Regions from separate parts of the Homo sapiens genome. Here region 2 is linked to region 1. A link is an interaction called in ENCODE POLR2A ChIA-PET data of the cell type or tissue named here. Cell type or tissue: B cell. All regions are shown on one strand. Links, peaks and the distances in the headings refer to the core of each region. The heading gives the core; the rest is flanking DNA. Region 1 has its middle 32 kb from the start of LINC01973. Region 2 overlaps SEPTIN9 (septin 9).

The links. Peaks named below come from ENCODE experiments on the same cell type or tissue, not always from the same donor. Only the 100,000 strongest peaks of a DNase experiment are listed, where the experiment ranks them.
Region 2: POLR2A ChIA-PET joins it to region 1 with 10 read pairs; 1 of 35 experiments calls an interaction of 5 or more read pairs at or near these places.

The regions. Positions count from the first base shown.
Region 1 is chr17:77,908,037-77,923,516 of GRCh38, forward strand. It overlaps the pseudogene RNU1-80P. Among named protein-coding and RNA genes, the nearest start is that of LINC01973, 32 kb to the left of the region's middle. RefSeq lists an enhancer at 8,607-9,128 and a silencer at 12,277-12,481. In B cell, for the core only: no CTCF peak of the experiment used is centred there; DNase peaks (open chromatin) are centred at 6,785 and 8,935; H3K4me3 peaks cover 825 bases; H3K27me3 peaks cover 5,064 bases.
Region 2 is chr17:77,405,784-77,421,263 of GRCh38, forward strand. The region is part of intron 3 of SEPTIN9 (septin 9); the gene reads left to right. LOC112268199 (a long non-coding RNA gene) reads right to left here. Exons shown (of 2, transcript XR_002958141.2): 2 at 11,401-15,480. Among named protein-coding and RNA genes, the nearest start is that of MIR4316, 16 kb to the left of the region's middle. RefSeq lists a silencer at 311-430 and enhancers at 3,431-3,935, 13,818-14,485. In B cell, for the core only: no CTCF peak of the experiment used is centred there; DNase peaks (open chromatin) are centred at 4,226 and 5,657; H3K27ac peaks cover 3,323 bases.

The DNA.
Region 1 (15,480 bases), core at 4,921-12,920:
GAATGGCCGGGCGCAGAGAACCCACAAATGTACTCAGATCCCATCCCACCCTAGGACCCGGGCACTAAATCGTAAACAATATCACATGCCCTGAACGCTGTTTTCCCTTCTACCAGGGAATCCTATTTTATTCTGATTTCTCTTTTGGCTGATCTCACTAGAAACTCAGGCCAAGAGAAAACACATCATACAAGAAGCTAGGAACCATATTCTATTCCAGACCATTCATATCCTCTCTCTCTCTGCCTCTCTCTCTCTCTCTCCTTACACACACACACACACACACACACACACACGCCAGCCATAAGTCAAAACAAGGGCTACAGCGAACTCTAAAGATTCACAATAACACAGCTATTTCCACACCTGTGCAACATTAACCTACTATGGTCTTCACCACCAAAGAGTGATTTTTTAAAAAAACAAGCTAACATACAAACCCAACAAAACAGTTGTCAAATGTGGGTGATGTGGGTTTTACATGTAAAACATGCACACACACGCATACACACACACCCATATGCATGTATCTGCCTCAGGCAATGAAATTACCCACATGTTGCCCTTGAAGTATAGAGATTTTTATCCCATTTAACAGAAAGGGGTTTGAGGCCCCGTCACTCACCCCAGGGAACACCGTGACTAAGCTGGAGGGCCCGGAGATGCTGGCAGTGCTCCCACTCTCTGAAGCCTCCTGGCACTTTGTTTCCTGACAAGTGACACTTTTGGCCTGCCTTTTGTCCTGGCTCACTTACCTGAGAGCAGGGACCATGGCTCCTATACCTTGGTGTCTGTCCCTAGGACCTAGCCTGGTGCCTTTCATACAGTAGGTGCCCATGTAGCACCTATTGGATGAAATCTCCACAAAGCATAGGTTGGTAGGAATCAAGGCATAGAAAGGGTAACTTGGGGTCCCCACAGCACCGCCCTTTCCCCGCTCCCACTTCAACACTGTCCCACCTGCCTGGAAGCCCTGCCCTCCCCACACCTCACCCCAAGATGAAACGCCCAACTCAGACATCACCTGGCTTCCTCTAGGCGATAAATTTCAAAACAGAAACATAGGGAATGAACACGGATGACCCCCTCGTTTTCTGAGTAAGTATCATTTTCAAAGCATTTGCCGTCCCACATCACTATTGTTTTACAAAATAAAGCACTTTCTAACACCAAAAGGTAGAAGGGATGTACTCTCAGCAGACAGAGCTGTCCTTGAAAGGACCGCGCCCAGCTTTGTGAGAAACTCGCCACTCTGTCCTGGTTCTTTTCATCTTGTCTCCAACCACAGACCCGCATCAGATGCCGGAGCCGCGTTTAGGAAGCGCCGTCCGGGAGGACAGCCAGTGGTGCCAACGGGGAAAGGAGCCAGGCCAGGAAGCCAGAAGCAGCGTGAGAGGGAGGCGGCTCCCAGTCAGAGGAGTGCAGATGTAGAGGAGGTGCCCGGGGTCCTGACCAAGAACTCCCGCCCCACCAGAGAACTGGAGTCCAGAGCTGGGACGCCAGCCAGGCTGGAGCAGGGATTCTTCTGGAGAGCTGAGCGAAGAACTGCAAGTCCTAACGACTCCCTCTGGACCCCGAGAGCCTTTCAGCTTCTCAGTTCGAGAGCGGGTGGCAAACTGTGTTCCAGGCTGGATCTCCATCCAGTCTCTAATTTTACACGAACGTGGTTCTCATTTTCCACCGTCGTTCCCTGTGAAATTCAAGAATGTAGTGGTCAGGATGATAAGCAGGAAACAAGGGTGAGGAGGGCTACCTGCCCTCTCAAGGCTAACGGGAGACCCCCTAACTTCCTTGGCCACCTCCCCATCCCACCTGCCGCACCCGCAGCCTGTGGAGGGGGCCCTGCAAACATCAGCTAGAAAGCCTGGGCAGCCAGCCCGCCACCCCAGAGCCACCCCCATCCTCCGCTCCACCCCTACGTCCCACACCCCATCCAGCCACACACCTGGCACACAAGAGGGGAGTGCCTTTTCCATGCCAGGCACACACGCAATTCTCCTCCACCAAAGCGACCGGCCTGTGGGCCTTCCCTCACTGGGCCACGTGGGAGGAAACGGGGATTGGTCTTGGAGGCTTTCCTGCCCCTTCCCCTTCTCCGCCAGGCCCCCTCTCCCTGTCCTCACGCTGCATCTCCTGGGTGGTTCTATCTGGGGTGTTAATGTTTAAGTGTGATCGATGGCTAATCCCAGGGGGCCTTGGATCTGGCTGCAACCTGGTGAGAATCACTGAGGGGGGCTATACAAATTGGGGGTGCCTCAATGTACCAGCATCTCTGGGACACATTTAAAGCAGTGTGTAGAGGGAAATTTATAGCACTAAATGCCCACGAGAGAAAGCAGGAAAGATCTAAAATCGATACCCTAACATCACATTAAAAGAACTAGAGAAGCAAGAGGAAACAAATTGAAAAGCTAGCTGAAGGCAAGAAATAACTAAGATCAGAGTGGAACTGAAAGAGATAGAGACACAAAAACCCTTCAAAAAATCAATGAATCCAGGAGCTGGTTTTTGGAAAAGATCAACAAAATTGATAGACTGCTAGCAAGACTGATAAAGAAGAAAAGAGAGGAGAATCAAATAGATGCAATAAAAAATGATAAAGGGGATATCACCACCGATCCCACAGAAATACAAACTACCTTCAGAGAATTCTATAAACACCTCTAAGCAAATAAACTAGAAAATCCAGATGAAATGGATAAATTCCTGGACACATACACCCTCCAAGACTAAACCAGGAAGAAGTTGAATCTCTGAATAGACCAATAACGGCTCTGAAATTGAGGCAATAATTAAGAGCCTACCAACCAAAAAGAGTCCAGGACCAGATGGATTCACAGCCGAATTCCACCAGAGGCACAAAAAGGAGCTTGTACCATTCCTTCTGAAACTATTCCAATCAATAGAAAAAGAGGGAATCCTCCTTAACTCATTTTATGAGGCCAACACCATCCTGATACCAAAGCCTGGCAGAGACACAACAAAAAAAGAAAATTTTAGACCAATATCCATGATGAACATCGATGCAAAAATCCTCAATAAAGTACTGGCAAACCAAATCCAGCAGCATATCGAAAAGCTTATCCACCACAATCAAGTTGGCTTCATCCCTGGGATGCAAGGATGGTTCAACATATGCAAATCAATAAACATAATCCATCACATAAACAGAACCAATGACAAAAACCACATGATTATCTCAATAGATGCAGAAAAGGCCTTCGACAAAATTCAACAGCCCTTCATGCTAAAAACTCTCAATAAACTAGGTATTGATGGAACTTATCTCAAAATAATAAGAGCTATTTCTGACAAACCCACAGCCAATATCATACTGAATGGGCAAAAACTGGAAGCCTTCCCTTTGAAAACCAGCACAAGACAAGGATGCCCTCTCTCACCACTCCTATTCAACATAGTGTTGGAAGTTCTGGCCAGGGCAATCAGGCAAGAGAAAGAAATAAAGGGTATTCAGTTAGGAAAAGAGGAAGTCATATTGTCCCTGTTTGCAAATGACGTGATTGTATATTTAGAAAACCCCATAATCTCAGCCCAAAATCTCCTTAAGCTGATAAGCAACTTCAGCAAAGTCTCAGGATACAAAATCAATTTGCAAAAATCACAAGCATTCCTATACACCAATAACAGAGAGCCAAATCATGAATGAACTCCCATTCACAATTCACAAGAGAATAAAATACCTAGGAATCCAACTTACAAGGGATATGAAGGACCTCTTCAAGGAGAACTACAAACCACTGCTCAACGAAATAAAAGAGGACACAAACAAATGGAAGAACATTACATGCTCATGGATAGGAAGAATCAATATCATGAATGTGGCCATACTGCCCAAGGTAATTTATACAGTCAATGCCATCTCCATCAAGCTACCATGACTTTCCTCACAGAATTGGAAAAAATTACTTTAAAGTTCATATGGAACCAAAAAAGAGCCCGCATTGCCAAGACAATCCTAAGCAAAAAGAACAAAGCTAGAGGCATCATGCTACCTGACTTCAAACTATACTATAAGACTACAGTAGCCAAAACAGCATGGAATTAGTACCAAAACATATATGTAGACTAATGGAACAGAACAGAAGCCTCAGAAATAACACCATACATCTACAACCACCTGATCTTTGACAAACCTGACAAAAACAAGAAATGGGGAAAGGATTCCCTATTTAATAAATGTTGCTGGGAAAACTGGCTAGCCATATGTAGAAAGCTGAAACTGGATCCCTTCCTTACACCTTATACAAAAATTAATTCAAGATGGATTAAAGACTTAAATGTTAGACCTAAAACCATAAAAACCCTAGAAGAAAACCTAGGCAATACCAGTCAGGACATAGGCATGGGCAAGGACTTCATGGCTAAAACACCAAAAGTAACAGCAACAAAAGCCAAAATAGACAAATGGGATCTAATTAAACTAAAGAGCTTCCGCATGGCAAAAGAAACTACCATCAGAGTGAACGGGCAGCCTACAGAATGGGAGAAAATTTTTGCAATCTACCCATCTGACAAAGGGCTAATATCCAGAATCTATAAAGAACTCAAACAAATGTACAAGAAAAAAACAAACAACCCCATCAAAAAGTGGGCAAAGGATATGAACAGATGCTTCTCAAAAGAAGACATCTATGCAGCCAACAGACACATGAAGAAATGCTCATCGTCACTGGTCATCAGAGAAATGCAAATCAAAACCATAATGAGATACCATCTCACGCCAGTTAGAATGGCAATCATTAAAAAGTCAGGAAACAACATATGCTGGAGAGGAAGTGTAGAAATAGGAACACTTTTACACTGTTGGTGGGAGTGTAAATTAGTTCAACCATTGTGGAAGACAGTGAGGCGATCCCTCAAGGATCTAGAACTAGAAATACCATTTGACCCAGCAATCCCATTACTGGGTATATGCCCAAAGGATTCTAAATCATGCTACTATAAAGACACATGCACACGTATGTTTATTGTGGCACTATTCACAATAGCAAAGACTTGGAACCAACCCAAATGTCCATCAATGATAGACTGGATTAAGAAAACGTGACACATATACACCATGGAATACTAGGCAGCCATTAAAAAAAGGATGAGTTTGCCGGGTGCGGTGGCTCACGCCTGTAATCCCAGCACTTTGGGAGGCTGAGGCGGGCGGATCACGAGGTCAGGAGATCGAGACCATCCTGGCTAACACAGTGAAACCCTGTCTCTACTAAAAATACAAAAAATTAGCCGGGCGCGGTGGCGGGCACCTGTAGTCCCAGCTATTCGGGAGGCTGAGGCAGGAGAAAGGCATGAACCCGGGAGGCGGGGCTTGCAGTGAGCTGAGATCGTGCCACTGCACTCCAGCCTGGGTGACAGAGCGAGACTCCATCTCAAAAAAGAAAAAAAAAAAGAAAAAGAAAAAGAAAAAAAGATGAGTTCATGTCCTTTGCAGGGACATGGATGAATGGATGAAGCTGGAAACCATCATTCTCAGCAAACTATCACAAGGACAGAAAACCAAACACCACATGTTCTCACTCATAGGAGGGAACTGAACAATGAGATCACTTGGACACAGGGCGGGGAACATCACACACCGGGACCTGTCAGGGGGTGGGGGGCTGGGGGAGGGATAGCATTAGGAGAAATACCTAATGTAAATGACGAGTTGATGGGTGCAGCAAACCAACATGGTACATGTATACCTTTGTATCAAACCTGCACACTGTGCACATGTACCCTAGAACTTAAAGTGTAATAATAAAAATAATAATAATATAAATAAACAAAATTCGTAATTTAAAAAAAGGCCAGGCATGGTGGCTTACGTCTGTAATCCCAGAATTTTGGGAGGCCGAGGTGGGCAGGTCACCTGAGGTCAGGAGTTCGAGACCAGCCTGACCAACATAGTGAAACCCTGTCTCTACTAGAAATACAAAAAGTAGCCAGGCACGGTTGTGCACGCCTGTAATCCCAGCTACTTGGGAGGCTGAGGCAGGAGAATCACTTGAACCCAGGAGGCAGAGGTTGCAGTGAGCTGATATCGCGCCATTGCACTCCAGCCTGGGCAACAAGAGCGAAACTCAAAAGAAAAAAAAAAATTGGGGGTGCCCAGGCCTCACCCCAGAGACCCTGATCCAACAGGTCGAGGTGCGGCCCAGCCATCGAAGGTTTTAAAAGGTCCCCCGAAAATTCTAGTGTGCCGTTCAATTGAGAACCTCTGGTGCCAAAGGCCAAAGAGGCACCCCCGTGGGACCACTGTGTTAATAAATTGCCTCCCAGTCTTGTCATCTGGACAGAATGAAGCTCCAGGGCTTTGAGTGATTTAGAGCAGAACCACATGACACTTGGGGGTGGGGGCTCCAACTTGAGAAGCCATCCCAACACCCCAAGACAGGCACTGACCCAACACAAGAAATGTGCCCTTCTACTTCCCACTCCCATTCCCTGGGTCCTCCCTCTCCCCCTCTCAGATTCCAAGCTGGGCTCCAGGCTCAACGCCAATTCTCTGAAACCCAACTCTCCGAAGGGGGCCAACTCAGGGAGTTGTCTTAGCAGGCAAGTGGGGACTGGCCATCTTCCAGTAGGACCTCCCTCTGTGCTAGTTGTAAGGATGAAGTGAGATATTAAATGTAAAATGTTTTACTTTTTTTTACACGCGCATGGCGTATACACATGCTTCATAGAACCACGTACGCAGCTCTCAGAATTTCTCTTTTGCACCCATTTCAACTGTTCAGCTCTTCAATCCATCTTCAATTCCTCTTTCTCTGCTCCCCGAATATCCCCAGCGTCACTGCCTCAGCCCAGCACCTGGCGCAGCAGAGTGCTGCCCAGAGGTGGCGCTCAGTGAATGGCTGAAATGATGGGATAAATACAGGTTAGCCCCGAGCGGCAGGTATATCTGAACGGCACCACCATCCGCCGGCCACTCCAGGTGGACACCTGGGCCCAGCCCCTCACTCCCCACTCCCCCTCACCATCCTGAGCCTGGCACCAAACCCCCCGCCCCACCATCCTAAGACTGCACCATCCTCCTGCCCTTTTCTCTGCAGCTGCCCCACTTCCACTCCACTCTCCAAATCAGGTTGGTCTTTGTCCACTGGAAGATATACACATGAAATTACTTACTAACCATTCCACTTTACCCAAGTGATTTGCTTTTTAGAACACAAACTTGAACTGAGTCGAGGTCATTTTTCCTCCATGAAAGACATCTTCACTGGGTGCTTCCGATTCAGCACACATTCCTGAGAGCTGAGAACAGAGGGGTATAATCCCATGCCAGACCAAGGGAGTGTGGTTCCTGGGACGGGCACCTGTCTCATGGGACCTCTCTGTGTGCCTCAGTTTCCTCATCTGTAAAATGGGAGAATTACAGGAGCTCCCTGCAGAGTTGTTGTGAAGATTAAATGAGTTGCTACATGCAAAACTTGGAGCGCAGCCTGGTCCAGTGTGTTAACATTATTATTATCACCATCATTATTATTTTTAGGTGTGCAGAAAAAGGGCCTGAGGACTGCAGTTCTACACGGTAGCAAGTGATGGCTACAAAGTTGCTCAGTTGGTCACTTCCCTCCCCTCATAAAAATCCCTCCATGGCTCCCCGGTGCCCTCAGGCAAAGTCCTTCAGGATCTGGTCCCTGCTGATCTGGCAATCTCATTTTGCACCACACACGCCCAACCCAGTCAGCTGCAGCAACCAACTTCTCTGGACCAGGTGGTGATTGGTCAGCACAGGGTTAGCCCTGAAAAAGGTTTGCTTTAAATCTGTTAATGCGGCAGGGTGAGTTTGCACAGCATCAGATCACTATCCACCCTAGGCGGTGTCCTCTGGTTTAAGGGCAAAATGCAAATGATACATTTGGAAATAATCAGCAACCAAGATTACTTATCTGGGGCAAGGAGCTCTTCTTTCCCCAGCAAATGCTGCCCTATGGGGTCTGCCATATTTCCCGACCGCCGCTTGTGTGTGTTGCAGGCATCTTATCTCATTCGACATTATTATTTTCTAGAGGATAAGATAGCAATGTTTGCTCAACTCAGTATTATCAACCCATGATTGCAGCTACCTGTACTTTATATTCACCGCCAAAACAGAAAAACATCCTAAGACTTGTGAAATCAACCTGAATTGGGGGGTAGGCGTGGATATAAAAGAAAGAAGACCATCGTAAGAGCTCAGGAGTAACATATTATCCTGATTAAGTATGGGGGAGGAGTTAATGCACTGAGGTTAAAAATGCATCGTTTTTCTTTTCTTTTTTTTTTCTTTTTGCAAATTGTGTTCTTGTGTGTTTCATGATGACTGATATGATATATCCTTGGCTTTCAGAGCAAGAAAAGTCATCAGGGTTTCATTTGTTATGTTTATGCCAAGAGAAATCAATCTCCACAGACACAGAGAAGGCTGCTCACACTCACGATGCTGTCTGGGGAATCGGCCAGTCACGCCCTTGGCGGACGGCAGAAGAGATACTGGGTAAGATATGCTTTGGGCTTATTGATTACAAAGCTTCTTCATTACTTCTGTGGAGCTGCAGATCAATAGGCTCACAGAAACATAATAGATTTTTTTAGAAAATCAATTAAACAGAATATTTTTTACAGAATTGAGTTTGCACAGCCGTGTCGTTGGTGTGCAGCTTCACATTTTTAATGCAGTTTCTCTGTAAGAGCCACGTTATAATGAAGAGGTGGCAAACCCTTGGTTAAAAGTTCACGCATAGCAATACGAATGGGTCAGATTAGAGGGAGGGAGACAGGACCGACTCTCCAGGGAAAGCAGAGAGCATCGCAGCCGCAGCCTTGCTGGAGAGCAGTGGTGTGGGGCACCTGACCTGCCTATTGCCTACATATCATCATATGGGCAAAACCTATCCGTGTGCCTCCTCTCAGTCTAAAAAACGGAACTGAAACTTCTTGGAAAGCTCAGATTGACGTCTGAATTTCCCCATTCTGAAAGCAGAAGGAAGCTCAGCAGGCATAAAGGTGAAATACAGCCAGGCTGTGGCTGTCCAGATTTGCCGTGGCGTACACGCGGCTTTCTTTTCTAAGCTGTAGAGGAGTAGCTGCAGGAGCTGAGACGTGGGGTTCAGGCTTCGGAACAGTGGTGGGGAGGGGCTTTGGCCTGAACCCCAGGCCCATGGGCCACACACATGGAGCTTTTCAGGTCACAGGTAGGTAAGCCATTTCCCACAGTGCCAGGTTTATGCAGAGTGACCCTTGCAGGCGTGCTGCAGTGCCCCAAATCACAGTCCTGAGCCAGCAGGGGCTGACACCATCCCTGATTCACTGTGCTTCCCTCCTGTTGCCGTGTTCCTCCTGGTTTGGTATGATCCTGGAAGACAGGCATGAAGAAGAAAGAGAAGAAGGAGAAGGAAGAGGAGGAGGAGGAGGAGGGAGGAGGAGGGAGGAGGGAGAGGAGGAGGAGAGGAGAATGAAGAAGGGAAAAGAAGGAAGAAGGAGAAGGAGAAGGAGGAGGAGGAGAGGAGAATGAAGAAGGGAGAAGAAGGAAGGAGAGGAAGGAGAAGGGGGGGGAGGAGGAGGAGGAGGAGGATTAGAAGAATTATTAGCCATCCTGGCTAACCCGGTGAAACCCCGTCTCTACTAAAAATACAAAAAATTAGCCGGGCGTGGTGGCGGGCGCCTGTAGTCCCAGCTACTCGGGAGGCTGAGACAGGAGAAAAAAAAAAAAAGAAAAGAATTATTAGAAGAATTACTACAAGAATTGCAAGAAGAAAGTAGAAATTCCCCTCCCATTTCTGGGAACTCTACGAAGAACCGCTCACACGTATGCGGTGAGAAACCCAGCAGGAAAGCCTCCTGAAAGTACTCCAGCTCTGCCGAACACAGGACTTCAATGTTCCCAACAGTGCATGATAAATAACAAGGCTATAACTCCACAGAGAAGCCCATTGATGACATTTAGAAATCTCCCTTAGCTTCGTTCTCATGGTTTGCATCGTCAGAACCCCAGGATGGAATCTCAACCTCAATTGATGTCCATTTCGGGGGTGGATGTTGTTGAATCGCACTTCCTTTGTTCTGGCTCTTGTCCCCTTGGGCTTGTTCTTTGGTAGGCCCGGTGTTCCTCTGGGGGGCCTCTCTTCCTTCCCGCTCCACCCCAGGGAAGGACAGAGCGTTCTGCCCTCTGAAAATTTAGATTATTTACATCTCTAAAGGGGCATCACTAAAGGAGCAGTGTCTGGGCTTTGAGTTGCTTCTAACACTTCTCTGTAAATTCTCCCCATTTTGTTTTGTTTTGTTTTTACCCTGAATTAGTAAGATTCTGAATTGAATCCTGAAACCTGGAGTGAAATATGAAGTCCTCCTTTCTGCAGGGCTAGAATACAATCAGACCCCCAAATGAAGCTAAGGCAGCAGGCTGAGTTTGCCTGGAGACCAACACGTGCCCGAAGGTGGAGACATTCATTCCCTTGTTCCTTCGCCTCCCTACAGGTAGCATCACTGGGGAGCAATCCAAGGGTGCTGAGGCTGCAAGTGTTGTTTGAGAAAAGGGGAACATTAGAAGGAAGTGCAAATGGAAGTCTTTCTGATCCAATGATTTGGGGAAAATTATTTCTTCCAAGGCCATGTTTCCAGCCCAATGGATTTCATGGCACCTAGTATGTATCTCGGCAAAACAGCAACTGAGCCATCCAAGGATCCGCATTACCTTCTTTTCTTTTCTTTTCTTTTCTTTTTTTTTTTTTTTTTTTTTGAGAGGGAGTCTTGCTCTGTCGCCCAGGCTGGAGTGCAGTGGTGTGATCTCGGCTCACTGCAAGCTCCGCCTCCTGGGTTCACGCCATTCTCCTGCCTCAGCCTCCCGAGTAGCTGGGACTACAGGCGCCCACCACCACGCCCGGCTGATTTTTTGTATTTTTAGTAGAGACGGGGTTTCACCGTGTTAGCCAGGATGGTCTCGATCTCCTGACCTCGTGATCCGCCCGCCTCGGCCTCCCAAAGTGCTGGGATTACAGGTGTGAGCCACCGCGCCCGGCCAGCATTACCTTCTTTTCAAGGGCCTGTCTCCCTTGCCTCCATAACTGTTGTGGGTATTGACGGCCAGGCTTCTAAACCCCTTAAAACTCCCCAACTCTAGTGCCAACTTGGACAACATTCTTTTATGCACTCCTTTTTAGTTATCCCCACCTGCCCAGCTCCATTATTAGGTCGAGACATTTTAACTAAATTATCTGTCAGCCTTTCACGTTTAATCGTTCAAAACTCGACCTGGATCCACAATAGACACTAGAATGCAAGACTCTGAGAAAACTCTAGGGAAGAACAATAGCACTGCCACAAAAAACAATGTGGAAACTGTCAGGCCTCTGAGCCCAAGCTAAGCCATCATATCCCCTGTGACTTCCACGTATGCATCCAGATGGCCTGAAGCAACTGACGATCCACAAAAGAAGTGGAAATAGCCTTAGCTGATGACATTCCACCATTGTGATTTGTTTCTTCTCCACCCTTAAGAAGGTTCTTTGTAATCTCCCCCACCCTTAAGAAGGTTCTTTGTAATTCTCCCCACCCTTGAGAATGTGCTTTGTGAGATCCACCCGCTGCCAGCAAAACATTGCTCCTAACTTCAATGCCTATCCCAAAACCTAAAAGAACTAATGATAATCCCACCACCCTTTGCTGACTCCTTTTTTGGACTCAGCCCGCCTGCACCCAGGTGAAATAAACGGCCTTGTTGCTCACACAAAGCCTGTTTGGTGGTCTCTTCACACAGACACGTGAGACAGAAACAAGAAGCTCCCTCTATGTGCCCTGTAGGGACATTTTTCTTGGAGAATCGTAACTCTAAATTCTTACCTCGCAGAGAGGGACCCGATGGGACCTGTTTAGTAAATATTACTGAGTTCTGCCACTTGTCGACAATCTTCCAGGGAGATAACTCCTAATTAATTAGAAAAAGTGCCTGCCCTCGAGGCGCATACATTCTATGAGTGAGAGAAACAGACACAGATGTGACATGGATGCCGCAGCGCAAGGATTTTGTCTGCATGTTCATTGCTGAGTCCCCACGTTTAGAAGGGTACCCTGCATACTTACCTGGCAGAGGAGACACCATGATCACAAAGGTGGTTTTCCCAGGGTTAGGCTCACATTCCAGGTGTGCTGACCCCTGCAATTTTCCCAAATGCAGGAAATTCAACTGCATAATCGGTGGGGGAGTGGGGGGGACTGTGTTTGCGCTTTCCCCTGTGGGTTTTTTTTTTTTTTTTCTAATATTAAAAAAAAGAAGAGGCTGGGCGTGGTGGCTCACGCCTGTAAGCCCAGCACCTTGGGAGGCCAAGGAGGGTGGATCAACTGAGGTCAGGATTTCGATACCAGCCCGGCCAACGTGGTGAAACGCTGTCTCTACTAAAAATACAGATGTGGCCAGGCACAGTGGCTCACGTGTGTAATCATAGCACTTTGGGAGGCTGAGGCGGGTGGATTACCCGAGGTCAGGAGTTCAAGACCAGCCTGGCCAACATGGTGAAACCCCCGTCTCTACTAAAAATACAAAAAGTAGGCCGGGCGCGGTGGCTCACGCCTGTAATCTCAGCACTTTGGGAGGCTGAGACGGGCAGATCACGAGGTCAGGAGATCGAGACCATCCTGGCTAACATGGTGAAACCCCATCTCTACTAAATATACAAAAAAAAAAAAAATTAGCCGGGAGTGATGGTGGGCACCTATAGTCCTAGCTACTTGGGAGGCTGAGGCAGAATGGCGTGAACCCAGGAGATGGCGTTTGCAGTGAGCAGAAATCATGCCACTGCCCTCCAGCCTGGGTGACAGAGCGAGACTTCGTCTCAAAAAAATAAAATAAAATAAAATAAAAATAAAAAATAAAAATACAAAAAGTAGCTGGGCGTGGTGGCACACACCTGTAATCCCAGCTATTCAGGAGGCTGAGGCAGGAGAATCGCTTGAACCCGGGAGGCAGAGGTTGCAGTGAGCCGAGATCGTGCCACTGCACTCCAGCCTGGGTAACAAGAGCGAAACTCCATCTCAAGAAGAAAAAAAACCAAGAAGAGTGCAGGCTCTCAGTGAATTATGAACCAGACTGAGTCTGTATCATGGCATATGTCAGGTGGTAACAAGTGATGTGTGTGCCGGGAAAAGTCTTCATAAGCACAAAACATAAAGGCCTTACAGGTGCTGAGTGTAAATAGCCTTGACCCTGAAGGAGGACTGCATTTTATAGCCCTCAAAATAGCCCCACACTCACCCTTTGCACACCTCACAATCAAGCCTATGGACCCCACACACACACACACACACACACACCCCACATGCACAGGCACACATGTCATCTCATCTACAACAGAACCTGCTGTCCACAGGCATTTTCTGCAGTGCCATGCCTCAGGCCTCATTTTCACACCCAGTGTAGGTCATTTTTAACCCACTCCCCATACAACAAAAGGATTTTTGGTAATTGTGGTGGACTGAATAATGAGGCCCCAAAAATCCAGGTCCTAATCCCTAGAACCTTTCAATGTGACCGTATATGGAAAGAGGGACTTTGCAAATGTGATTAAATTAAGCAACTTGAGATGGGGAGATTATCCTGTTTTATCTGGGTGGGCCCTAAGAGTCATCAAATGGATCCTAGTCAGAGGAAGACAGAGGGAGACTTGAGAGCAGAGGAGACTGTGTAACCACGAAGGCAGAGATTGGAGTGAAGGGCTCTGAGAATTTAGGAAGGGGCCCTGAGCCAAGGAATGCAGGCTCAAAACCAGCACAGACTCCAAGTAAGTCCCTAGTGCAGCCTCTACGAGCTGGAAACGACAAGGCAAGGAATGCCTAGCAAGAGCCTGCAGAGGGAGCGCAGGCCTGCCAACACCCGGATGAAACCCATTTAAGACTTCTGGCCTCCAGAATTGTAAGATAAGACATTTATGCTGTGGCCGAAGTAGGAGCAATGCTTGAGGCCAGGAGCTCAAGACAAGCCTGGGCAACATAGTAAGACCCCAACTCTACAGAAAATTTAAAAATAGCCAGGCATGGTGGTGCACGCATGTAGTCCCAGCTACTTGGGAGGCTGAGGCTGGAGGATCGCTTGAGCCCAAGAGTTCGAGGCTGCAGTGAACCAAGGTCTTACCCCTGCACTCCAGCCTGGGCTATAGAGCAAGACCTTGTCTTAAATACATAAATACATTTCTGCTGCTTGAAGCCACCAAGTTTGTGGTACAATTTGTTACAGCAACCGTAGGATACTAATACAGCTATAAAGTAATAGACGTTCTTTTTTGGTTTATGATTTAAAACTGTTTTCATAGAAGAATAAATTTTCATGTTAAAAAATTATTCAAATTCAGTAAAATATTTCATGTATGAACTAAAATTTGTATTTACCAAACACTTCTCCTTGCAGTTCACACTGTTTCACTCTTTGTTTTTTTGTGATGAAGTTTTACTCTTGTCGTCCAGGCTGGAGTACAGTGGTGCAATCTCAGCTCACTGCAACCTCCACCTCCTGGGTTCAAGTGATTCTCCTGCCTCAGTCTCCTGAGTAGCTGAGATTACAGGCGTGTGCCGCCATGCCTGGCTAATGTTTGTTTTTTTAGTAGAAACGGGGGTTTCACCATGTTGCCCAGGCTGCTTTCGAACTCCTGACCTCAGGTGATCTGCCCGCCTCAGCCTCCCAAAGTGCTGGGATTACAGGCTTGAGCCACCACACATGGCCTCTTTCACTGTTTTAAATTTGAATTGCAGATAAGGAGGATTTGTGGTCACACAGAATGACGGAGCTGAAAGAAGTCCAGCTCTGTTGCTTCATCGTTGCAATCCCTGTGCTGTCATTGTGCATTTCTAATCTGTTTAATGAAGGAGAATGTAATTCTGCAGGGGTTGGTTACATAGACTACACCCAAGGCGCCTCAAATGATTCCACACCTTAGAAACGTGAAAACCAGTGGCCATCCTTGTGCTGGGAGCTGACTGTACAACTGGCATTTTCCAAATTAACTGTCACAAAGAATGCAATGTTTATCAGAGTAAGTAATAAAAATGTGCTAATTTGAAGCTTACATATATATTATTAGAACTCAACAGTAAGCAGAACTTGTTTAGAACAGAGGCCAACCAAAAAAATTTTCAGGGACATTGTTTAGAAGTGCGGATGCACGATGTTAATAAAAAGCAGACGAACTTTTAGCCAGTTTTATTATTGTTTGTAAATTTCCTACGGATACTGCATGTGCTCACTGCCTGCCCTGGGTGGCACACTGATTTCTCGTGGTGCAGGAGAAAGGAAGACTGTTATCTTGGCTTAGATGCTAAGCCTTCCTCGGGCCCCGCTGTGCCTAGAAACTGAGTGAAACCTCCAGGGCTGTGCCTGGTCTCTGAGCGCAGTGCTCAGAGAGCTGGTGGGCAGAGGACCTGGGAGGAGGGAACTCCACAAAGGCCCCTGAAGCTCTAACTGGGTATAAAGTCGAAGGAGGCTTCCCTCCATCCTGAGGCAGGGCA
Region 2 (15,480 bases), core at 2,168-10,167, 510 kb before region 1:
CACGGATCCAGTTCTCTCCAACTCAGCTTCCTGCCCATCTTTCCTTCAGGCCCATCCCCTTCTGCCCCTCCATGTGGGGCTGGGCTGGGAGTTCCCTGAGCCCCGACATGCACAGCTCTGACCAATCTCTGCGGCCCCTCTGTCCCCCGAGCACCAGGGATCCAGCTGGCACCATGGGGAAAGGAATCATGGAGGGAGTTCCGTGCCCTCTGAGCAGACGCCCAGCCCCTTGGCTTCTGCCTGCGGGAGGGCATCTGTGCTGTGGTTTGTCTCCACCCCAGAGCTGTGGGTGCAGGGCAGGGTCTCCTGGGGCCCCAGCTGAATTGCTCCCAGACTGACTTCCCCAAAGCACAGCACTGCTGAGATCTCTTCCCGTGCTGAGCCTTCTCTGCTCACTCACCATAGGCCCCTCCACGGTTGATTCACTCTCCTGCTCAGCTCACACCTCTCTCCTTCCCAGCTTCTCCTGCTTTGGTCTTCCCTTGGTCTCTCACACCTTTCCTCACAACCCCTTTGCCCTGACCTCCTGAACCCTGACCTCTGCTTCTCTTTACATCACTGCCTTGGTGAACTCCTATGCATCCCTCAAAACCTGGTCCAAATACCTCGTGTTTGGCTTGGGATATAAATGATTTGTGTATAAACTTTCTTTCCTCTGCTAGACTTTTTTTTTTAAATGTGAAAGTAGTTTTTCAGATCATAAAAAGTAATCGAGTACCCTTTCTTTAAAATGCAGGAAGTACAGAAATGAGAAAGAACCTAAAATTCACCTGTAAGCCAGCGATATCCATGCTTGAGGTTTTGCTGTATAGTCTTCAAAATTCCTTTCATGCCCCCACTAGATTCTGAGGGTAGGGCTGTTGTCTTTGTTTTTTTTTGTGTTTTTTTTTTGTTTTTTGTTTTTTGAGATGGAGTCTCTCTCTATCACCCAGGCTGGAGTGCAGTGGCATGATCTCAGCTTACTGCAACCTCTGCCTCCCAGGTTCAAGCGATTCTTCTGCCTCAGCCTCCCGAGTAGCTGGGACTATAGGCGTGGGCTACCACGCCTGGCTAACTTTTGTATTTTTAGTAGAGACGGGGTTTCACCATATAGGCCAGGCTGGTCTCGAACTCCTGACCTCGTGACCCACCCACCTCAGCTTCCCTGACCTCCCAAAGTGCTGGGATCATGCCACCGTGCCCAGCCTGTCTTGGTTTTTATAAAGAATCCCATAAGGGGCCAGGTGCAGTGGCTCATGCCTGTAAATCCAGCACTTTGGAGGCCGAAGCAGGCAGATTGCTTGAGCCCAGGAGTTTGGGACTAGCCTGGGCAACATAGAGAAACCCTATCTTTACAAAAAATACAAAAAATTAGCCAGGCATGATAGCATGCGCTTGTAGTCCCAGCTACTGGGGAGGTTGAGGTGGGAGGACCACCTAAGCATGGGAGGTTGAGGCTGCGGTGAGCTGAGATTGTGCCACTGCACTCCAGCCTAGGAGACAGAGTGAGACCCTGTCTCAAAAAAAAAAAAAAAAAAAAAAAAAATCCCATAAGATACCAAGTAAGTGACTTGGACATAATAGGTGTGCCATGAAATTATGCTGAAGGAGTGAGCCACTGGTGGTGAGTTGGGATGGCTTTTTTGTGGTTCTTGTAGGCAGATGTAGTGACCCCCATGGGTCGTCCCTAGAGACCAAGCAGAAACTTTCCTGGTCAACTTTACCCCCAGGACACCTGGTCTCTCCTCTGGAGGTTGTGCTGGAGGGCTCAGTGGGTGGGTGTTGGCTTCAGTGTGGGGGTTCTGGAAGGAGTCAGCATTTCAGGAGGGAGTGTGGGCACCTAGATGGTTGAAGGGGAGGGAGAGGAAGAGAGGCGCTGCAGAGGGCAGAGGCATCCCTGCCTGCTCCTCCGCCCCAGGGCCTGGTGAGGTCTGAGCTTTATGCTGGTGGGGTGGATTCTCGGTTTCCGAGGCTCTGGCCCTGCCCCTGGACTTGGCACCCTCCTTGCTGTCCTCCCACAGAAGGGCGCTCATCCTTTGGGGTCATCCCTGGTCCTCTCAGGCTCTGGGTGGGGACGGCCTTGCCTCCTCTCCTGGATCCCTGCTCTTTTCCTGCCCCCCAACATGGGTGCCTCTGGGTGGAGTGGGGTGGGGCTGGGCTGCAGCACCCAGTACTGAGCCTGCAAGGGCTGGCTGCTGGCTCAGAGCCCCCCCCACCAGAGTTACCCCCCTCCGGCTCCTCAGCCACACCAGCCAAGTTTCTCCAGAGCTGCCTTATAAGGCGGGTGCTCAGCGCTCGTTCATGGGTCTGGTTCTCTGCCTTCTTGGGATGCTCACTGGGGGCAAGAGGGAGGCCAGGCCCAGTGCCCAGCTCAGTTCTGGGCATGTCCCAGCTCTGCCCCATGAGTCAACTGGTTCTGAACTATCATTCCACCCCTCCCAGCCTCAATTTCTTGATCTGTCAAAGAGGCATCTGCAGAGGTGGCTGGGGGCTGAGCTCTCATGTATCCACCCACCCCAAGAACCAAGAAGGGAGTCCACAGTGGTTCTGGGGCCACTTGTGAACATGGATGTGAAATTGGGGCGGGGTAGACATGGCAGCATGTCTCAGTAGTTTTCCTGTGACCCAGAGGGTCTGGAAATCTTTGTCATGTGGGTGGAGCGTTGAGGGAGCAGGGGGTCAGGCCCCCCCGAGCTGATGATGGTGGGCGTGGCTCTTCGCATACTTGGTCCGCACCGGGCCGTGTGTTCCAGGGGCAGAACAGGGAGGAATCTCAGCACAGACAGCAGGGCTGCCAGTACAGCGTTGAGTATAGGGTTAATCAAAGCACAGGGCTCCCTGGAACCACCCAACACAGAGCAGTGAAGAGGTGGCTTTGGGGAAAGTGGGGTCAGAGCTGAGCCTGAGTGGGGGGTGGGGAGGGCGGGCATCAGCCTGCAAGGGAGGGACACCTACTGGGCCCCAGAAGTTCCTGGTGGGGATCAGGGACTGTGAAGTTGGGGAGAGGGTGACCACTGTGATTTAGGGAGGAAGGGCCCCATAGACAGCCCAGCTTCTGGCCCCGTGTTTACAGGACACCCCACATAGGCTCTGAGCCTATCCCTGGACTGTGGACTCCCTGAGGCAGGGTGTGCAGGTTCGTCCAGTACCAGGTGTAAGGCAGGGGGCCTTGGTAAGCGTCGAGGGACTCACTGGTGTCTGATGAAGCAGTGAGTTTGGATCGTGTCATGCCTCGGGTCCTGAGCCTGCAGGATTTTTCTGTGGGGCTGTGTGCTTCTGCTTCTGGAGGTGTCCAGAAGGCACTGACGTTCCTGCCGGGATGCCTTACTCGGAAGGTCCCGCTGCTCCCACCTCCTCCCATTTTCCTGAGCTGCTTGCAGAGGGCACCCAGGTCCCCTTTTACTTTGGGATTGGGTCTCTTTCTCTTTCCCCTTCTAAGAACAAGTACCCTCCTTCTCCGAACTGTCCCTGGAGCCTCTCAGACCTAGGTCTAGAGTGGGAAGTCCCGCATGTGCTGGGGGAACAGGAATCAATGCGGGAGGATTGGCCAGGCCCGGTGTGTCTCCTTCGTGGTGGGACGGGGTGGGGCCAGAGAACAGAGCCTGGCTCCAGAGCCCAGGAAGAGAACCCCTCCCCTCGCCGGCCTGCCAAGCACCGTGCAGTGGTGAGAGGAAAGGAGGGCTGGTCCGGGAATGCAGCGGGTGCCGAGCAGCTGTGGAATACCTTAAATAGAGCGCAGCTGCGGGGAAGGGTGGGGCCAGGAGGCAGGCGCTGGGGGCGGTTTCTCTGCTCCGCCCCCTGCAGCTCTGTGGCCCTGACCACCCAGCCTGGCCCCAGGATGGAGCCCCGGCCCCCAGACACATGGCACTGGGTGAGGCCGCCTCTCAGCACTTGTCCCAGGAAGTCAGAGCAGCTGCCAGAAGAGAGAGGAGCTGTGTCTGTACCCGCCGCCTCCCAGGCCCGGGACAGCTGCCGGGATTGAGGGTCTGCACAATGGCGAGCCTGTCCGGAGGGGCGCGCCGCGGCCAGACAGCCATGCTCTGTGCGGTGTGGACAGAGGGCACATTCAGCCCTGGAGGAGCGCACTCAGACTCCCCGCCTCGGGGCCCAAAGTGTGGGCAGCCCCTAACCAGACCCTGGATTCCAGCAGACAGCCTGGGAGGATGCCATGTGGTCCACCCTGACACACTGTCTCACCTGTGACCTCATTTCTGAGAGCTGCAGGGAGGCGCTTCCTCAGTTGGACTCCACTTCCTCTCCGGGGTTTTCTGTGGGTGTTATAAGTGACTCTGTCTCCTTCAGTCCAAGGGGGGCTCCTGGGGTATGGGCTGTAACTGACAGGCTAGAGTAGCCCATGGCCAGGGCTGAGCTTCCTTCCCGTTCTCTCTGAACACTGGGCCCAGGAAGGGGTTAAAGTGGAGATGCTCTGATTAAAGTTGAGGGAGGCATGGAGCTCCCCTGACCCTGTCCCCCCATCCCACTGCTGCTACTGGGTGTACTCTGTGGAGCCCCAGGACTCTTAAAGAACCCAGAGTGGAGATTCCCGGTCTCATCCAGTGCAGGTGAGGGGGAAAGTGATTTGTCCACAGTTACATGGCTACCATCAGCACACCTGGGTCAAGCTCGATTCCACTCCACGGCCCCTGTCTGAAACCTGGAACTGGAAATGGCCCTGGAAATCACTGATTCCATCTGCCGCCTTCCAAAATGGCCCGCAGAGGTTAAGATATAGACTCCTGTAATGCCTTGCCCACTCGTGTGTGGGGAAATGGCAGAGGAGCACCGGCTTTGCCCTCACACTGCCTGGGCTGCCGCCCCTGCCCTGCCTAGTGGCTTTCCTCTCTGGTCCGTTTTCTCATTGTGGAAGTGGGCACAATTCTTCCTGTGCAGCGTGGTTAGAGTGGACAGTGATGATTCGTGAAGCAGGGTGGAGCGCCTGGGGGATTCGTGTTAAACAAGCACATAAACAAAAGCCAACACAACCCTTACTTAATCAGCAAGCAGGCCTTGTCTGAAGCCCCTGGGCAGCACCTCATGCCATCCCTAGGTTCCAGGCCGGTGGTGTCGCCCCGTGTCTCTCTCACCCGCAAGCTGGTGTTTAGAAGCCCTGCTCTGTGTTCTGGCTCCCATTCTCCCTGTGACCTTTCCCTTTCTTCATCCTAAAAAGCAATGCACGACGGGGCGTGGTGGCGGGCACCTGTAGTCCCAGCTGCTTGGGAGGCTGAGGCAGGAGAATCACTTGAACCCAGGAGGCGGAGGTTGCAGTGAGCTGAGATTGTGCCAGTGCAGTCCAGCCTGGGCAACAGAACAAGACTCCCATCTGGGAAAAAAAAAAAAAAGCGATGCCCAGTCATTCTTAGATAGAAAATGAAGATCACATGAAATTTGGAAAGAAGTTTTTCTCTCCCATTCCCCAACTCTCTCCCAAGGGGTGGCCATGTTGACAGCTGGGTGTGGCATTCTCCTGAATTTTATTCCTGCAGAGTCATTCAGGGCTTGTGTAAAAAAAGTCAATGTGTAAATATAGACTTTTCAAGAACACAAAGGAAATCAGACTTCTGCTACCAGCTTTTATTTTTTCCATTTAACAACACTGTTGCCACTTGTAGATGTAGCACGTTCCTTTTTCTTTTTCTTTTTTTTTTTTTTTGACAGAGCGTGGCCCAGGCTGGAGTGCAGTGGTGCGATCTCAGCTCACTGTGGCTCACTGTAACCTCCACCTTTCGCCTTCCGCTTTCAAGCGATTCTCCTGCCTCAGCCTCCCAAGTAGCTGAAATCACAGGTGCTTGCCACCACACCTGGCTAATTTTTGTATTTTTAGTAGAGACGGGGTTTCACCATGTTGGCCAGGCTGCTCTTGAACTCCTGACCTTGAGATCCGCCCACCTCGGCCTCCCAAAGTAGCACGTTCCTTTTAATGGTTGTGTCATCAGCTGTCCCATGGCCCTGCCAGGCTTGTCCAGCTTCCCACTGTGATTGAGAGGCTGCAACAGATGTTCTCGCACTTGTACATGTGCACACATGACTGAAGGATGAGCTCTTAGTGAATTTCTGTGTCAAGGATGTGTGCATTTAAGTTTTGATCTGCTGGGCACAGTGGCTCACACCTGTAATCCCAGCACTTTGGGAGGCCAAGGCGGGCTGATCACTTGAGGTCAGGAGTTCAAGACCAGCCTGGCCAACATGGTGAAACCCCATCTCTACTAAAAATACAAAAATTAGCTGGGCATGGTGGCTTGTGCCTGTAGTCCCAGTTACTCAGGAGGCTAAGGCAGGAGACTTGCTTGAACCCAGCAGGCAGAGGTTGCAGTGAGCCAAGATCGTGCCATTGCACTCCAGCCTGGGTGACAGAGCGAGACTCCCTATCAAAAAAAAAAAAAAAAAAAAAAAATTGATCCTTGTTCCTGAATTGGCCTCTAAAGTGGTTACTAGAATTTTTTAGGACCCCTCCCCTCGTCGACCTGCTCAGCTGTCTGCTGGGCCCTGTGCAGTGATGGTCCAGCAGGGAGGTCCTATGCCCCTTACCCCTGGCTGAGGGCCAAATGCTCTCCAATTGGTGTTTTATTTTGTGCATCTCGGTCAAGCGAGAGGGATTATCTCTTCGTATGTTATAGGCCAGGGCCCTGTGTTCTCTTTTCATTTGGAAGGTGTATCCTTTTCTTGTTGAAATTTTTTAAAAAGAGTTCTTTGTAAGCCAGGCGTGATGGCTAACACCTATAATCCCAGCACTTTGGGAGGCTGAAGTGGGCGGATTGCTTGAGCTTAGGAGTTCGAGACCAGCCTAGGCAACATGGCAAAACCGCATCTCTGCAAAAATTAGCTGGGTGAGGTGGTGCGCCTGTAGTCCCGGCTACTCGGGAGGCTGATGTGGGAGGATCATTTGAGTCTGGGAGTTTGAGGCTGCTGTGAGCTGTGGTCATACCACTGCACTCCAGCCTGGGTGACAGAGTGAGATCCTGTCTAAAAAAAAAAAAGAGTTATTTGTACATCTTTATCACAGCAGGTACGAGTATCTTGTCCCCAGCTGCCTACTTTTGATTTTGTTTCTGGGATGTTCTTCTACACAGAACATTTTAATCCTGATATTGTCAAGTCTCTGCTTTCCCTTTTAGCTTTTGGAATTCACATCCTGTTTAGAGGTCTCCTGCGTTCTGAAATTATAGGAAAGAATTTCACCCACGTTTTCTTCTAGTACTTCTGTGGTTTCATTTTTACATGTTGAAATCATGAATCCATTGGAATGTATTTTGGTTTCAGCAGCGAGGTAGGGGTAGATGGTATTGCTTGGATACACAGCAGCGAGCTTGGTCTGGAGCGGGTGGGGCGTGTGTGTGTGTGTGTGTGTGTGTGTGTGTGTGTGCTATTTTTATCAGTTTTGGTGTCTGCATTGTGCTGGCTTAGCAAAAACAATTTGGATGCATTTCTTTTACCCTCTGCCTTCTGGAACATTTTAAGCAGCAACATAATAATCTCTCTGTTAAAACTTTTCAAGAATTCACTCGTGAAACCATCTGAGCCTGATACTTTTGGGGGAGTCTAGCACTTTAAAAACTTAAACTTTTTCCATGGGTCTGTGAGTTTGGGAGTTTTTCTTTCTTCTTAAAATTCATTACTATTTTTTTCCTAGAAAAGTGTCTTTTAGCTTATTTAAAATCCGTCAGCTTATTCCGAGGGGGTTGCTTTAGCTCGCTTAGTGAGGACAGTGTGCAGCGCGGTGATTGACATGATTGATCAGCAGAGCACGATCGATCAGTCGGTGTGCAAACATGACTGACTGTGGCCAGCGTCCTGGGATGCTCCATGTTGAGGCACATGTGTGCAGTGCAGGGTGATGTGTATTCTGAGAGGGGATGAAGCCACAGGACCCCTGCACCCTTAGGAGAGAGCCCCCCTCCCCAAGGCTGCAGTCTTGAGTAGGTAGTGACGGGACTGGGTCTAGGGGGCTGAGTGGTCCCAGCAGGCCAAGGGCTTCAGGAATTATGAGAAGTTTGGAGTTGCCCAGAGAGCAGCTTTCAAAACCAGTCTGGACTGCAGCCTCCAGAAAGACATGCGATTGACACCACGAACCAGGACACACCTATATATGGGGTGGGGGTGGGGATGGGATGTATTAATGAAACCAAATTTCCGTGATGGAATTCTTACCTTTACCATGCGTGTGCTACACTCAGTATTTTCTTTTTTTTTTTTTTTTTCCCCTCTCTCTTTTTTTCTTTTTGTTTGTTTGTTTTGGAGAGAGGGAAGGCTTTTTTTCATTTTTTTTTAAACAGCTTTATTGAGATCCAAGTAAGCTACTATACAATCCACCAATTTATTTATTTATTTATTTTTTTGAGACGGAGTTTCACTCTTGTCGCCTAGGCTGGAGTGCAGTGGCGCCATCTCGGCTGACTGCAACCTCCGCCTCCTGGGTTCAACCAATTCTCCTGCCTCAGCCTCCCGAGTAGCTGAGATTACAGACATGTACCACTACGCCCGGCTAATTTTGTATTTTTAGTAGAGACGGGGTTTCTCCATGTTGAGGCTGGTCTCGAACTCCTGACCTCAGGTGATCCACCCGCCTCAGCCTCCCAAAGTGCTGGGATTACAGGCATGAGTCACCGCGTGGCCCAATCCACCCATTTAAAGTGCATAATTCCATGGTTTTCAGTCTATTCAGAGAGTAGTGCAACCATCGTCACCACAACCAATTTTAGAAAATTGAAAATTTGAGAAATTTAGAAAATTTTTTTCTTAAGAAGAAACCCCGTAGCCTTTAGCTATCAATCCTGCCCTCCTCCTCCATATTTCCTTCCTATCTGTGTGGATTCTTTTTTTTTTTTTTTTTTTTTTTGAGATAGGGTCTCACTCTGTCACCCAGGCTGGGGTGCAATGGCTCAATCTCTGCTCACTGCAACCTCCACCTCCCAGGCTCAAGCCATCCTCCCACCATGGCCTCCCGAGTAGCTGAGACTACAGGCCTGTGCCACCATGCCCGGCTAATTTTTGTATTTTTTGTAGAGATGGGGTTTCACCATGTTGCCCAGGCTGGTCTTGAACTCCTGGGCTCAAATGATCCTCCTGCCTTGGCCTCCCAAAGTTCTGGAATTACAGGCGTGAGCTACTGCGCCTGGCCGATTCTAGACATTTCTTGTACAGAGAATTGCACGTTTGGCCTTTGTGTCTGGCTTCTCCACTTGGTGTCATGTTTCCAAGGTCCATCCACATTGTGGCAGGTGCCAGTGCGTCCCTGAGTAATATTCCACCATGGCATGGACCATTCCATTGTGGACAGACATGTTGCCTTCATCAGCTGAGGGACATTGGGTTGCTGCCACCGCTGGTGAGTGTATTCTTTTCAAATTAAAAAAAAAATGCTGGTCACCACCCACTAGATCGTTTTCTTGGCCCACAGGGTGGGACAAGCCGGCCTGGGTGAGGGCCAGGAGGTGGCCAGGTGGAGGCGGCTGGAGCGGCCCTGGGTTGCCTCTGGGCGCAGCAGGCAGAGGTGCAATGGCAGAGTCTGAGCAGGTTCCCTGGGCGGATCTCCATGCCGGTAATGTTTGTTTATTCAAGAAGTCTCGGCCAGGCGTGGTGCCTCACACCTGTAATCCCAGCACTTTGGGAAGTTGAGGCAGGCAGATCACCTGAGGTCAGGAGTTCGAGACCAGCCTGGCCAACATGGCAAAACCCCGTCTCTACTAAAAATATAAAAATTAGCTGGGTGTGGTGGCGTGTACCTGTAGTCCCAGCTACTCGGTAGGCTGAGGCAGGAGAATCTGCTTGATTCCAGGAGGCAGAGCTTGAACCTAGGAGGTGGAGGTTGCAGTGAGCCAAAATTGCGCCACTGCACTCCAGCCTGGGTGACAGAGTGAGACTATGTCTCAAAAAAAAAAAAAAAAAGAAAAAAAAAGAAATCTCCAGTGCTGCCCTGTGCCCGGCACCGAAGCCGAGGGAAGGCAGCATTAGTATGAGCTCCCAGCCCACCGGGCTCCTGTCTGGAGCTGACGTGCGACCAAGGCACACGAGGGAAGCATGGCGAGGTGGACGGTGCGGAGGCATAAGGAGCAAAATAAGGCAGATGCAGTGGCTCAGTGGCTCCTGGTGGCTGCGAGGAGCGTGGGCAGGACAGCCCCAGGAGGGCACCTGGAGAGCAGGGCCGGCTGGGGCAAGGTGTGTCAGGCACTTGTCAGGAGCAAAATGTAAGGGGACACCAAAGAGCTCAGGAATCAACACAGATAGTATTTAATGCAGTATTTTTCAATATCGAAATGATGCATAGTAATCTCTATGATGAACAAATGTTGGAATTTTAAATTAAGACAGGCCCAGCCCTGCACGTGCACAGCCCTGTCAGAGTTTGTTCAGCGTGGAATTTGATTTGTTTAAAATGTTGCTTCAAAATATTGTTTGATTCCTGGATTTTTTGGCACTGCCTTAACTTTTGCACCTGGACGAAGGCCTCACCCTAATCCCAGCTGGAGAGGGTCAAGGGCTGGTGAATTTGGCTTTGGACCTGCAGAGCTTGTGGTACCTGAGAGGTGGGGCCAGGAACAGGAAGGAGCTGGTGAGAACGGCACCCGGTATGGGATGGGGCCAGATCAGAGCAGCACTGTGGCTCTTTCCAACCCGTGGTTTTGCTGCTGGATGCTTGGCGTTGGTGCTGAGCCCCCGGCCCTCTGAACGGAGTGTGATGAATAACGGGGCCGGGGAGCTCTTGGGCCCCTCCCTGAAGCAGCAGTGAAGCCAGGGACATGCCGGCAGCAGGCAGGGAGAGGGACGTCTGGTCTGTGCCTGGAGCCAGCTGCCCCATGGAGGAGCTGGGTGAGGATGCGGTGGGAGGAAGACCTTCCCAGTCCTGCATCCTCCGAAGCATAACTGAGTGCTTGTGTGGCTTGGGGGTCACTCTGGTCCGAGGACAGTCTTGCTTTGCTTAGCCAGGCTTTGAAGAGCCACCGGGATACGGACAGCAGCCCTGCTGGGTGGCAGGTTGTCCACCCTCGCCCACTCAACGCTGGAACTGGATGCAGAGCACCTGGATGGCCAGTCCCAGAGTGTCTCTGACACTCCCAGTCACCTCATCCCTTAGACCAGGATAAGATGCGGGATCCCAACCTCGAGCCTCCCATGGGCTCCATTCCATGTGCTCCCATAAGCCACTGGGCCCACCTCCTGGCTCCAGGGCTGTCTGGCCATTTGGCATCTTGGTTTCCTCATCTGTACAATGAAAATAATAGTCCCAGCCTTCTCGAGGAGTTACAAGATGCCTTTCGTGTGAAAAACTGGGATTTGGTACCAGACTATCTGGATTTGAATTTTGGCCCTACCCCTCCTAACCTGTGGCTTTGGGCCAATCTGGCCTCCCTGTCCTCAGTTTCCCCATTTATAGAGCCATCTCATTGAGTTGCTGGGAGGATGAACATAAGGAAGTGTACTCATGTGCCCAGAGCATTGTGATTTTACTTATTATTACCAAACGAGGCACACAATAAGTGCCTAATAGATGCTCAGTGTCATTTCACGGATTCTGTGTGCCTTGTGTGTCTCCAGCAGCCAAGCTCTGGAGGTGGGGAAGCTGTTGACGAGTTGCACGAGGTAATTAGAAAGAGGAGGCCACAGGTGCAAGGGTTTGGGTGACACCTGTGGACAGAGAGAGGCCGATGGACCCTGGCAGAGGGGAAGGGGGCCCTTGCACATAGAAAATGTTTCCTGCATCCAAGATCCTTGTGACTCTGGAACAGAGGCAGCAGAGGTCTGCAAATTCCAAATCATAAACCCAGAAAGCATAGAACATTCGTAGAGAGGACCAGAAACATCATATATCTTAGTGTGTATAGAATTTTCCACATAGCCAAACAAAAGCACGTTTCTAACTGAAGCTGTTGGAGAGTTCCTGAGGACTTTATACCAGACAAGGGCCGGTAAGTGGAAGTTCAATACGCAGGAGCCATTCCTTTTGTTCACAAATGTTTGCCGTCTTTTCTGTCTATATCCGCATTCATGTGAGGGCACTCATAGGTCCACCGTCCAGCCCCATGCTTTGTTTGCTACCAAAAAATTTCTTAAGAATTCCTCAGCTGCAAATCCTCCTACCGGAGGGGGGGTTCCAGGAACCCAGCCTTGCTCGGGGTTGGGGCACCTCAGCACCTGCTGCACAGGCGTTGGTCATTAAAGGTCATGTGCCGTATCCGTGGGCCCTCGGGGTCTGGTGGCACCTGGGCACACAGTCCAGTGGCGGCCTCCTACCTGCCAGACACTGGGAGTGGGGGGCTCCTCATTCCTGTTCCCTGGCGGTGGGGGGAGTGCCCCGAGCTGTCACACATCAGAACCCACCGACTCACACGTTGCGGCACCTTACAGCCCCTTGACAGCCTCTCAGCCTGAGAGACCATCAAACTGAGTTCCTGGAGAGGGTGGCTGTTGAGGCCTGGACACAGGTGTGGACAGGATAGCCCTGCCTCATCTCGGAGTCCCGCTCCGGTTCAGCCTCTTGTGGGTCTGAAGCTCAGGCTGGGCCAGTCCCTGCCCCTCAGATGGCCGGAAAGGCAGCCCAGCCCCACGGCCTCCTTGTCAGGCTCTGAGAGCCGCCTGGCCTCCAGCTCTGCTCTTTTTTTTTCTTAAGATGGAGTTTTACTCTGTTGCCCAGGCTGGAGTGCAGTGGTGCCATCTTGGCTCACTGCAATCTCCACCTCCTGGGTTCAAGCAATTCTCCTGCCTCAGCCTCCTGAGTAGCTGGGACTACAGGCGCGTGTCACCATGGCAGGCTAGTTTTTGTATTTTTAGCAGGGACCGGTTTTCACCATGTTGGCCAGGCTGGTCTTGAACTCCTGACCTCAAGTGATCTGCCCACCTCGGCTTCCCAAAGTGCTGGGATTACAGGTGTGAGCCGCCACGCCCAGCCTCCAGCTCTGCCTTGATTTTCTCTTAAGGCCGTGAGGATGTCCACGCCTCCTCCTTTCCTCACGGCCCATTGATGTCTCCAGATGCTCTGCAAAGCCACCCTCCCCTCGGGAGCTCCCCAGCTGGTGACGGGGGACCTTTTGGGGATCACTGCCCAGGTAGTCATGTAGGTCTGTGGGCCGTGCTTCCAGGCTGGACCGAGACCCGGTGCATGGGGTGCTTCTGGTCTGAGCTGAGGCCCCTGGAAGCCACAGCCAGGAGGCAGCAAGGGACGGCTGTCATGTCCCCTCTCCCCTGTCTCCCAGGGTCCCTGCGGGACAGATTTCCCTGCCTGAGCCTCCTGGTTGCCCATACCCTGGCCTCCCAAAGCCCAGCCTGAAGCCTTAGGCACCCTACAACCTGCTTCCTCTAGCAGCCTGCCCTGTCTCTTCTCTGCCGATGTTCCTGAAACTTTCCTGCCTCTCCTTACCTCTTGGCCAGAGAGAGACTGGAGACCCTGTGGGAACCCCCGAGGGGAGGGAGAAGGCCGCTGTTTGAACGGAGGTGGTCTTTCCCTCTGCCCCTCCCCAGGCGGGTCACACTTGCAGGCCCAGCCTCCTGCTGTGGCAGCGCTTGGGGTGTCGGCTGCCTCCTGGGCACGAGTTGGGAGCTGAGGGAGGCGCTTTCAGGACCGGAGTGGCAACCCAGCTGGAGGAGGAGTAACAGGCCCGTGGTCAGCAGCAGCCGCCGCAGGGACCCCGGCGCTGTACCTGTGCCCCAGCTGACCCCTCCCGCTTCCCTAGGGTGGGCCGGGGATGGTGGTCTGTTGCCCAGCCCAGGAAGAAGAGGGGCCGTAATCAGCAGCAGCCACCTCAGGGGACCCCAGCGCTGTACCTGCGACCCAGCTGACCCCTCCCCCTTCCCCAGGGCTGGCTGGGAATGGTGGTCTGTTGCCCAGCCTAGGAGGAAGAGGGGCTGTGGCTTCCACTCTAGAGGTCTCTCTCCCGGTCCCTCCCCCGGTGCTGGTCTAACTGCAGGCCTGCCTTAGGCCGTGCCGGCACCTGCTGACTGACGCTTAGCGGATGCTGATAGGAGAGGGCTGGGATGGGGAAGCAGCAAGTCCCGGTCACTGTGGGCTCGGGTTACAGATGGTTGAGGCACCTCCTGGCCATCCCCAGGAAGCAAGGCCCCACGCAGCCTCCGACTCACCCACTGCCCGTGTGTATTTCAGGAGGCTGCATCCCCCAAGGCCCCCACCAGGTAACTTCATTGGGCTGGGTGTCGCTGCAAAACCACCCATTGGGTGCGGTGGTCTTCTGGTGGGGGGCATGGCTGGGGAGGATGCGGTGGAGGAGAAGCCAGCTCCGTGGTTGGGGGGAGGGCGGACTATCCGTTTCCTGTCTGTCCCCTGAACTGGAGCTCATGGTCCCTCCCCCAGGTGCCTGGGCCATGGAAGAGGTCACAGCCCTGCCTTATTCCTGTGGCAGCCTAGGGGAGCCCTGGCCAGTCCCGTGTCTCCTGGGAGGGCGACAGCCTGGTCAGGCTGCAGGGCAGGACTGGAATGCAGACCCCTGCTTGGCCATGCTGTTGCCTGGCTGCTCTGTCTGGGGACCTTCTGTTCAGGAAGAGAGAAGCGGGCCGGACAGCCCGGCTCAGTGATTGGAAGCTCAGCTCCCCATGTTCAGTCCAGCAGGAAGTTTGCCTCCTCGGAACACTTGCGTGCTTCTGCATGTGTCTTCTTGGCTGGTGGTTCTGCGAGGCCCCTACTGGGCTGCGTCATGTCCTCTGGCCACCCTGGCCTTGGTGCCTGGCCCCTGTGAAACAGAGATACCTGGGCAGTCCCCCACTTGTGCTTGCAAGCCTGTGTGGCTTCAGTGATGGCTGATTCTGCTCCACCCAGAGGACCTGGGAATCCTCAGCCCAACTGTCCAGAGGAGTCTTTCTCAGTGGGGAGAGCCTGAGCTGTCCTCCTGGTGGACAGTCCTTTAGATCTCAGGCGGACTTCCCTGCCGGCCGTTCCTCCTGCTGCCCCTGCTCCTCTGTCCCCCATCTGTCTCCCACCCTCTCCCCTGCAGCAGCCAGCTGGCACGGGGACCTCCCCTTCCCTCTGGGATTGTGAATGAGACGACTTTCCTGGTCCTTCTGGGTCTAGATCTTTCTGGCAACAGTCAGTGAAACCCTTGTCTCAGGTGGGAGGAGAAGGCTCAGTATGTGGTCACAACAACGGTCCTAACCACATCACTCTCAAACGCTGGCTTTCACTTACCCCTTGCCCTGCCCAACAGTTACTTTCATCATCCCATTTTCCAGATTAGGAAATCAAGGCGCAGAGAGCTTCAGCCACTTGCCTGAGGCCCCCACAGTTAAGTGTCTGGATTTGAACCCTGGAGCAGCCTGGCTGCTGAGCTGTCCTGGAGACGGGGTACTGTGCAGTGGTCGGGGTAGGGGTGGAGCTCTGCCGTCGCTGACTCCCGGGCTACCTGGAGTGATAACACAGCCCAGTGTCTGGGCCCCTGCCTGAGACTTTGGCTGGATGCCAGGAGCCCGAGACCTTCCAGCTCTTTCCTGTGTAAGGCGCCATGGGGTGAAATGAAAGAAAACCCCAGTTAGAAGGTGTCCCCCTCTTCCTTCAGTCCCTCAGCT